Linked DNA regions of Homo sapiens: region 2 is linked to region 1. Evidence: chromatin contacts called from ENCODE Hi-C or POLR2A ChIA-PET data. All regions are on one chromosome and are shown on one strand. Each heading gives the region's core, a stretch centred on a gene start or an enhancer-like site at or near the end of the contact. The rest is flanking DNA. Distances are from core to core; before and after follow the strand shown.

Region 1 (5,332 bases), core at 1,152-3,651:
TTCAAAACAAGTTGTCAAGGTCATGCAAAACAAGTTGTCAAGGTCATGAAAAGGAAAGACTGAGGAACTGTCACAGAGCAGAGGAGACGAAGGAGATGTGAGAACTAAAGGCTTGTGGGATCCAGGATCTGATCCTGGGTCAGGAAAAAGGACATCAGTTGAAAGACTGGTGAAATCCAAGTAAAGTCCAAAGCTTTAATTGGTGCTGTATTATTTTTATTAGTTTCGACAACTGCATTGTATTTCCTTGTGATGTTAACAATGTGGAAAGCTGAGTGAGATGTGAGGGAGCTCTCTTTGTAAATGCTGTCTAAAATTATTTCAGAATAAATAGTTTAAAATATATACATACATACATAACAAAGAAATACACCCCAAAAGGGAGCCAAGAAAAAATGGCATTTAGGATGGTCCCATAGCTCACCTTTCAGGTACTGGATATGCAATACTTGCTACTGTCTTTCAGAAATAAACTCTACAAAATGTCATGTAGGGTACAGAAATGTTTACAAGAATTGTTAGTAAACTGCCAATTTAGAGACAAACTCCATTTAAGCATTTTAGCAATTGCTTAATAAAGTTATGTCTGATTGTTAGGAGAGCATGAAGGATCTCCATGGAAAACTCAAAATGTGTCGTATGAACTATTTACACGCTTATTCCTGTATATTAAAGTGAAAACCATATGTTTTACACATACACAGCTATAATGTTAGACAGTATATTTTGGTGTGTACCTTGTGTTTGGAGATATGTAAAGATATCTATAACAAAACAGTTGAATAGCATCTTGCCCACATTGGAGATAGCAGTTGTAGATCAAGTGATTGTTTTTCAGAGTAAGTAATCGGTCCCACCTACTTTACACACACCATTTACAGAGAAACCTTCTTCCAGATTAGGGCTTCATGTATCAGTGGCACTTACAATGACACTTTTCACAGACTGACAGAGAAGCTTAACTTACTCAAGTAAAACAAGTAAAAACTGATTAGACTGTTTCTAGCATGTTAATATTTTCTAAATGTTATGGAGAAAAGGAGCAAAAATGTTTCTTTTTTTTTTTTTTTTTGGACGGAGTCTCACTCTGTCACCCAGGCTGGAGTGCAGTGGCGTGATCTCAGCTCACTGTAACCTCTGCCGCCCGGGTTCAAGCAATTCTCCTGCCTCAGTCTCCTGAGTAGCTGGGATTATAGGCACCTGCCACCGCACCTGGCTAATTTTTGTAGTTTTAGTAGAGACAAGGTTTCACCATCTTGGCCAGGCTGGTCTTGAACTCCTGACGTGAGCCACCGTGCCCAGCCTTATTTCTTTTCTTTACATGACTTATGAATTCATTTCTCCTTCAGTCTCATTTTCTTCAAATATGTGGTTTTTCTCCATTGAAGTCATTTTATTCACATGAAAATATATTTGCAAATGATAAACATATATAAAACTGGTATTTAAAACTCATGTATTTATTAACAAATGTTTGTGTTCCTGTTGTTTTATAACTGCTAGCTCCTGCGGGAAATAAAACATACAGCAGTTTCTTTCTGCCAAGAAGCAGAATTCAGTAGGAGATAGATAACATGTATCACCAGGTGGGGTAATAGTAGGGTGATTAAGATACAGAGTTACAAGTACAGAGTTGATATTCTCACAGTTCCAAATACAGATCGATAGCATGATGAGGAACCCCTTTTAAATACTGTTGCAGTAGCATGACTATGTATAAGAGGCCAGCATGAGAGCAGACCAAGTTGGGGTAGGAGGGTGTCTTTGAATACTGGCCCTAGAGAATTTAAAATAATTTTTCTAGTCTTTTGAAAACTCAACAAGTAGAGACAAGTAATTTATATTTCTATCTGTTGTGTATATAATCGTCTCTTTAGAGTTCCAGACAGCTGCTAGTGTCCAAATATGTTTTTTCTAAAGAAATATTTTGTTTGTGAGTACCAACAGTCTTAGTAACTCTCTTATCCCTCTTATGTGCTGAGTACAGTCGGAGGAAGAGGAATTGGAGTTGGTGAGTGTGGGTTTCTGCTTGAAGGAAGTTGAAAAAGATGTAGAAAGTACTAATTCTCTTACGTGTTGTTATCTAACCAATGTTCCCTTTGTTACACAAATTTTTTTAAACACTATTCAAACACTTTGAATAAAGCAATCTACTGGTACTACAGACTCTAGTTTTTCTATTTATAATTGTATGTGTTGACCCATTTTATTTGTTGGAGGGAACATTGGAATAGAGCCTTTAAAAACAGTAGCTGTCCATGAGCATAGGATACTTGTTAATTTTTTTTTTAAGGAAAGATACAAAATACCTTATATAGCTCTCCAAATTATTGAAATATTTTTAGAAAATGACTTCACCCTCGAAGTTCCTCAGATTGTAACACACGATGTTGTGTTGTTTCTCTTTCAAAAAGATTACATCATTTTTGGTGAGGTCACCTTTTTCAGCGTTGGAATTATTTCATCCTGCATGATACAGCCTGAACCACAAGGGGGTTCCCTGTTTACTAAAAGGAATGTCTGTAATTGAATGTGTATATAAGTTTACTTTTCTATCAGAAGGCGCTCTTTTCTTAAAAGCAACTATTGCCCTTTTTCCAAAACAAACGTTTTCTGTTGGCTTTTCCTCTAGAAAATAAACTTGACTAAAAGCAGCTTGCAGTTGATCTATTTCTTCTTTAGGAACTAAAACCAAAACCTCACAGGAGTCATCATATAATTTCAAAGTCAGCTGCTAATTAAAGGACTTTAAGGGGAATAAAAACTTGAAAATGTTTCTTAGCATGGACAAAGGTTAAGAGTGCATGAAAGCATGGGGGAGGAAGGCATCCGTTGGTTTTAATATTCCATGTTTATGCATGCTGGTGTGTTTTGCACAGTTTGTTTTCTTTTCAAAGAAGGTTATCTGTTCCCCTTAAAATACGAGATTGTTCTTTATTTAGCTTTGTGATCACTCACAGTTTTGGGTGTAGTTTTGTATTGGCCAACTGAAATATTCTAGTCAGCTGTAAATGTTTTGAATTATATTATGAATATCTTTTGGAGAAACACTTTACTTAATGATACCATAATGATCAGTAAATGAGAGTTTATAATTCAAGCTAAAATAATTCACCTTAGGTTAGACCTCACTGTTCAAGGAGTTGTGAATGCGTCCATGAATTATCTAGCACTATACTGCCCTCTTGTGGTTCTGAAAATCACTCACTCTTGTAGAACTCAGTGCCGTTGAGATGAGGAGCTTAGATGAGTGGAACTAGTGTTTGAAGTCTTCACTGCTTTTGAAGACATGCCAGGAGATTGCATGAAGATGATGCCATGGAGTAGGTAGGGTCCAGGCCAAACTATGTCATACTGTATTCTTTCACCTAGTGATTGGACTTATGAAGTTCCAGACTAAATATTAAAGAAGAAATTAAGTCCAAAGTAGATCTCTATCTCGAAAAGTCATTAAATTTATAAACTTGATGCTGAGACTAAAATATATTCCGAACTGGCATACATTGATTTTCCACATTCCTCAGAGTACATCTGTAATTACAGAACCTCAGAGATAAATATATTAGGTCCTTGAAGACTTTAAAATACATACCTAAAAACTTATAAACAGCCATTTATATTATTTAAAACTTAATCAATTAAAAATGCAGAACTTTATGTGCCAGAACCAAAATATAATCAGAAGCACAGTCCGTTACAACTTAGAAAGTTGTTCAGCTTGCCTTGAGCTCTAAAGTATAATTGTGGATGACTCTGATCCGAAGTGCAGAAGGACAGGTGCCCTGGGGCCTGCACTAAAGACTGTACTGTTAAGACCAGCGACAGATTCCTTTAGAAGCCGAGCAATACTAGAACAACTTGACTTCATGAAAGCTGCAGTAGACTAGGCTATGGATTAGAAGGAATAAAAATATGTATCTTTTTTCCCACCAGTTATATAGAAATTTGGGACAGAGGGTTTCTTAGGACAATAAGGATATTATCTTATATTTGTGTAGTACTTCAGTTATGAAAGCACTTCTGACATAGTAACCTCATTTGATTCTCACAGTAGCTGTGCAAGGCAGCCAGGACAAAGATTGCTATATCTTCTTTATTTGACAATGAAGAAGTTCAGAGAGGTCAAATTATTTTCCCAATGCCTAGGAAATGGTGAATCTGGGACAGAAACTCAGGCAATACATCCACATCCACATGATCTTTCTCACATCTTCTAACCTAGGTTAGAAAGTAGAAATTAAAAAGAAATAAACTGAGATCAGGATCCTCATCGAATGTTTGTAAGTGTCTACATCTAGCCAAAGGCCTTTTTGTCTGATGTACCCTTTTGAAAATTGTGATAGAGAAAATGGAATCACATTCTAACTCTTCATAATCTCAAAGGCACTGAATTATACTTTACTGATTTGGCTCAGACCCCCGAATGTCAGTTATCAGGCTGTAACATAATTTATAAAAAACAAATAGAGTTGTGCTGTGGCTTTCTTATGTGCTAGTGACACAGAGTCTGTTGTGTTCCTCTGATCTTTGATTTTCAAAAACCGTTACCTTAAGCCAGTTTGGCGAGAAACTGCTTCTGTCGTACTCCTACACGTTAAGGACAATGACTGTCTTAGACTAACTGGATTATTTAATAGTTGAATTTTTTTTATCCATTCCCAGCATGGATAGGATGCTACACAGATGCATCCAGTTGGCAAAAAGCATTTAATATTGCTCTTCCACTGCCCTGTCGGCAGTACTTGATTCAAAATTCTCTACTCAAAGCCTCTGCTACAGAAGGCCAGGGGACTATGAAGGGATACATGTCCGAATCTGTTGTTAAAAAATAGGTCAACTGCATGATTGGAGAGAAAGAAATAAGAATACAAGCTGCACCCAATAAGCCATGACTTCAAACCGTGTTAACACGTAAATAATACCGCAAAGAAAAGTAGTTTTGATTCCTATACTCATAGACGTACAATCCCTATATATACAGATGACCTTTGCCATCATCAGGTATTTAAAACCTACACATACTTCATTTAGGGGAGTCTGACAGTATTTGTAGTGGCATCAAGTCCTCATTTTGTGCAACAAATAGAAGTGCTAATGCCTGTAACAGAAGTTCCTATTTTAACGTGGGGTGTCTGACACTAATCAACTATTTTAAAAGAATTAATGTAAAAATAGGACCCTTCAAATTAAATATTTAGTTATTCTCACTAGTATTTTTGAAGTTTTCACATCATCAGTGCTTCAGAAAATGACATTCATATGAAACTGTGAAAAATGTCACTTAAATTGAAAGTGATTTTTAAGTCAACATAAATACCACATCAGAACACAT
Region 2 (5,332 bases), core at 1,931-4,430, 490 kb before region 1:
GTTTCCAGTCTACATCAGTGAATGTAATGTGTGCCATGGTCAGGAGCTTGGACACTAGCGTTGAATAAGCAGGGCTCTGCTGGGCCACTTTCCAGCTTTATCGCTTCCTGCCTGTGTGACCCTGGAAGTGACCTCACTTCTCTCAGCTTTAGATGCTACATTTGAACATGGGAATACTAACAGTATCCACTACACAGAGAGGACTAAGAATGAAAGGAGATGACATCTGTAAAGCACTTAGCAAAAGCCTGACACAGAAGGTGGTCAATAATTGGTAGCTAGTGTGGTTTTAAAAAAATCATTATTATTATATTTTTGAGAAGGGGTCTCACTCTGTCACCCAGGTTGGAGTCCAGTGGCATGATCTTTGCTCACTGCAACCTCTGCCTCCCGGTCTCAAGCAGTCCTCCTACCTCAGCCTCTGGAATAGCTGGGACTACAGGTGTATGCTACAACGCCTGGCTAATTTTTTGTATTTGTAATTATGTATTAGTTGTATTAATTTGAGACAGGGTTTTGCCATGTTGCCCAAGCTGTCTCGAACTCCTGGGCTCAAATGGTCCGCCTGCTTCGGCCTCCCAAAGTTCTGGGATTACAGGTGTAAGTCACTGTGCCCTGCCTATTATTTGATATATATTATTATATGTTGTGTTATTTATTTAGAGATATATGATTATATATTTATGTTACATATTAATACTAATAACATGTCATTTTAAAACATGATTCTATTATTTAAATCATTATTCTCATATATTTAGGAAAAGGTACATTATAAGGGTATAATGTCAGAAAAGGAAAGACAGAAATGCAGTGCTCTAAAACATTAAAGCTTTAGGAGATTCAAGAAATAGAAAGCAGATAAAGTATATGAGAGTAACCTGTGCCATGTGGTTTTTCTTTGGCTTCCCCACATTGAAAATAATAATAATAAAAACAAAAATGAGACTTGTGTAAGTTAAGAGCATATCTTCAACCACAGAAATATAGGATTAGGAAGAGTCCCAGAGAAAAAAAGCAATTTCCTTCTTTGTTAAGTAAGCAAAAAGTATTCTAGGCACATAGTGTCCCACAGGAGCAGCTGACAGGAGAAACATGTCTGCTGGAGAAGAGCAGGATGTTCTCAGGGAGCAGGCAAGGGAGAAGCAGGACTTGGAACATGTGAGCATCTGTAAGAGCCTTTATGTCCAAAAGAGAGAAGCAGAGAAAATGCAACTTAGACATCAAGGAACCTCAGGTGATGGTAAGAACTAAAAATTTTTTTAAATGCTGAGTCCAGAAAGCAAAAGTTAGATGTAGAAATTTCTGACTGGACCAATTTTGGGAGGACTATGGGATCTAAGAGCAAAGGTTATTATTGAAGTATCAAAAATTCCACTGGGAAGCATTTCTGGAGCAGCTTATGGAACTAAGTAGAACCCCATCATCTCAATGAGGTGATGGCAGGTAGATACATATTCTGTTCCCCTTGCCACATCACTTCTCCATTATTTTCTCCTCCTTCCTAGTAAGTACGAGTTAAGGGAGAAATCTTCCCCATCCCCTTTCCTTTTGGAAAACTTGTGTTAGAATAACTTTCCAAACCTCACAACTTCAATGAATCAAGAGAGAGCAAGACAAAGAAACAAAATCAAGCTTAAGGAAATAAGAATATACAGGTTGGGTGCAGTGGCTCATGCCTGTAATCCCAGCACTTTGGGAGGCCAAAACAGGTGGATCACTTGAGGTCAGGAGTTTGAGACCAGCCTGGTCAACATGGTGAAACACTGTCTCTACTAAAAATACAAAAATTAGCTGGGCGTGGTGGCACACATGTGTAATCCCAGCTACTTGGGAGGCTGAGGCAGGAGAATCGCTTGAACCTGGGAGGTGGATGTTGCAGTGAGTCAAGATCACGCCACTGCACTCCAGCCTGGGTGACAGAGAGTCTCAAAGACAAAAAACAAACAAACAAAAAAAAAGAAGAAGTAAGTATATACAATTGTCTGATTTTAGCTTAGATGATTCATGAGAGCAAAGAAAACAAAATGTAGCCTTCCCAAGGCACAGGGAAAAAATGCAGAAAAAAATTGCACACCAAGGGCAGTCTTGAAGTACAAAACCTTAATATGTGATATAAGTACCTGATTTAAAATCACCTCTGGGATGAAACAGCAGAAAGGAAAATGTTCAATTAGATCATAATGATAATTATATTGCCCTTTTCTTTCTTGCTTTCTTGCTTCTGAGGGTCTCCCATGCACCTAGATGCTTTAAAGTAATATCTTTTTAATCTTCACAGCAACCCCTGGAGGTCTTATTATTTTCACTTCAACAGGAGAGGAGAGTGAGGCTCCCAGGAAGCACAAGATCTACCCAAGTTCTACAGCTGGGAAGTTTGAACAAACACTGATTTGAACCCAGGGCTTCTGACTCCAAAGACTACATTTTTTTGTTTTTAATAGAGATGGGGATTCACCATGTTGACCAGGCTGGTCTTGAACTCCGGGCCTCAAGCGATCCTCCCATCTCAGCCTCCCAGTGTTGGGATTACAGGCATGAGCCATCATGCCGGCCCAGAGCCTACATTGTTAATGACACCATGGCACACTGCTTAGAAATACTTGGGAGGCGTCTTGTTGATGCTCTGAGGAAATAAAAGTGTTTACTCATTCCTGAGTTAGTTCAGCACAGTCATGCCAGGCAAAGTGTTCGCTGGACATGCTGTGGGAGACTTCAAGGACATGTCAAGCAGTCAGAGAGAGCTGGGGGAAAATCACATGTTCTGGAGCAATAGTCTCAATAGGTCATCATCATGCTGCATAGAAAGATAATTTAAAGAGGGATGTGTGTGTGTGTGTGTGTGTGTGTGTGTGTGCATGCATGTGCAATGGCATATGCCTGTATATACAAAGACAACTATTTCTCTCTGGGCATCTATCAATAACCAGGATAGAAAATAATTCTTAACACTGGGGATAAATTTGCCCCTTTTTGTAAGTGACTTTCTTTACCAGATTTAAAGAAATATAACTGTGCACATAAGAATACATGATTTGGATTCACTCTCCAAAGTTAACAAACCATTACTGTACGAAGTAGCACCGGAACAGAGGAGAGGAAGAAGGAGAGAAGTTTCAGGCCATAGTCAGGGATGGGAGGCATGGAGCATGAGTCACCCCGCGGCACTTATCTGTCAGCCCAGGGAGAAAGGCACTGGGCTGTTGCGATGGGCACCATAAAAGGACAGGCAGGGCAGGAAGATGATACACTAAAAGATATCCTTTTAAGAGGGACATAGGACTGAGTGCAGTGGTTCATGCCTGTAATTCTAACACTTTGGGAGGCCGAGACAGGAGGATCGCTTGAGCCCAGCCTGGGCAATATAGTAGTAAGACCCTGTCTCTACAAAAAAATAAAATTAGCTGGGTGCAGTGGCACGTGCCTGTAGTCCCAGCTAGTCAAGAGGCTGAGAGGGGAGGACTGCTTGAGCCCAGGAGGTCAAGGCTGCCGTGAGCTGTCACTGTGAAACTGTACTCCAGCCAGAGCAACAGAGTAAGACCCTATCTCAAAAAAAAAAAAAAAAAAAAAAGGGGGGGACATAAATCCAATGAGCGCTGCCTGAGAAATTATCTTGGCCTTCCACTTCCAAGACCTGGCAAAAGAAAAGGCCCTCATGGTTCAAGCTTACCTACAGAAGTGCATAAATCCAAAACACCTTGTTAATTTCTAAAGCAGATAAATTTGGACAAAATACATTTCAATAAGGAAATGAAGCAAAGTAATTGAATGAAAATTATACAGTTTAAACATGCACATTGTGGTGATTATATCAGGGTGAAGAATTAGGATGAAAAGAAGTAGCAAAGTTTGAAACAACTTGGCTAAACACAAAAGTAACTTTGTAGAATAGTCTGGAATATTAACTTAAATTCTTGTTGGCTATTCAGCCTAGATGTGTACAGGGCCCGCCATCTGCTGGCAAGGCTTGGTGTTGCTAATTTGGAAAGCACTCAGAGGAGGTGCCAGAGGATCATTTACTCTTTTTTATAGCAACACTGCTCAATGTTAAATACTGATATATTAGGTCTCAACAGATGCAACAAATATTATATCTTGGAGCTCTGAATTGTGTATTTCCTATCTTATAAGACAGAATACCTAATTTCTGGCAGGAAGGGATTCTGGACTGGTAAAGCCTTCCCAGTCACTAACAACCTTCTTCCTCCTCCAGTTATATAAATGGAATTGTACAGTATGATTCTTTTGCATCTGGCTTCTTTCACTACACATTGTGAGAGCCATTCATGCTGTTAAGCATAGGAGTAGTTTTAATCATTTTATTTATATTAACATCACATTTTTTCTGTTTTACTTTTGGTGAACATTTAGGCTGTTTCCAACTCTTGGCTATTACAAATAATGTAGCTTTGAATATTCTTGGCTATGTCTTTTGGTGAAAACATGCATGCATTTCTATTGGGTGTATAATTTAGTAGTGATACTGCTGGGTCAAAAGGTATGCAAATGTTTAAATTTAGGAGACAATGCCAAATAGTTTTCTAAAGTAGTTACACCAAATATATTTGAAACAATGGTATATGAGAGAGCATATCAGAGAATCACATCCTTCCAAATGTTTGCTATTAGTAGTCTTAAAATTTTTTTAGCCATTCTAGTGGGAATGTAAGAGTATCTTATTTATTTATTTATTTAAAGAGACAGAGTTTTGCTTTGTCATCCAGGCTGGAGTGCAGTGGTGTTGCACAGCTCACTGCAAACTCAAATTCCTGGGCTCAAGAGATCCTCCCGGCCGGGTGCGGTGGCTCACGCCTGTAATCCCAGCACTTTGGGAGGCCGAGGTGGGCACATCACAAGGTCAAGAGATCGAGACCATCCTGGCTAACACGGTGAAACACCGTCTCTACTAAAAAATACAAAAAATTAGCCAGGCGTGGTGGTGGGTGCCTGTAGTCCCCACTACTCGGGAGCTGAGGCAGGAGAATGGCGTGAACCCGGGAAGGTAGAACTTGCAGTGAGCCGAGATCGCGCCATTGCACTCCAGCCTGGGTGACAGAGTGAGACTGCATCTCAAAAAAAAAAAAAAAAAAAGAGATCCTCCCACCTCAGTCTCCTGAGTAGCTAGGACTATAGGTGAGCACCACCACACTTGGATAAATTAAAAAATATTTTTGTAGAGATGGGGGTCTCCCCATCTTGCCTAGGCTGGTCTTGAGCTCCAGGGCTCAAGCTATTCTTCCACCTCAGCCTCTCAAAGCGCTGGGATTACAGGTGTGAGCCACCACACCCAGCCATATCTTATGATTCTAGTTTTCATTTTCTGATAACTGAT

What was found. Hi-C counts contacts between places; a loop is a spot of excess contacts on that map. ChIA-PET counts read pairs that join two places held with the same protein, here RNA polymerase II (POLR2A). Pooled maps may share reads with other maps.
Region 2: a map of naive thymus-derived CD4-positive, alpha-beta T cell shows a loop between it and region 1 (11-fold over the local background). The contact joins two enhancer-like sites. A Hi-C loop is called at or near these places in 1 of 168 maps with a recorded cell type or tissue (naive thymus-derived CD4-positive, alpha-beta T cell) and 8 of 50 pooled maps. POLR2A ChIA-PET finds 5 or more read pairs at or near these places in 1 of 52 experiments (activated CD4-positive, alpha-beta T cell).

What each region holds. Positions count from the first base shown.
Region 1 is chr15:99,701,375-99,706,706 of GRCh38, forward strand. MEF2A (myocyte enhancer factor 2A) reads left to right here. Exons shown (of 12, transcript NM_001319206.4): 9 at 1,988-2,011. Among named protein-coding and RNA genes, the nearest start is that of LYSMD4, 29 kb to the right of the region's middle. Within about 2 kb of position 2,402, at least 13 of the 41 ENCODE cell types and tissues checked have a DNase peak (open chromatin) inside an H3K27ac peak, as active enhancers do.
Region 2 is chr15:99,209,436-99,214,767 of GRCh38, forward strand. All of the region lies in intron 8 of TTC23 (tetratricopeptide repeat domain 23), which reads right to left. Among named protein-coding and RNA genes, the nearest start is that of TTC23, 37 kb to the right of the region's middle. RefSeq lists a silencer at 2,555-2,755 and an enhancer at 4,835-5,332. Within about 2 kb of position 3,181, at least 6 of the 41 ENCODE cell types and tissues checked have a DNase peak (open chromatin) inside an H3K27ac peak, as active enhancers do.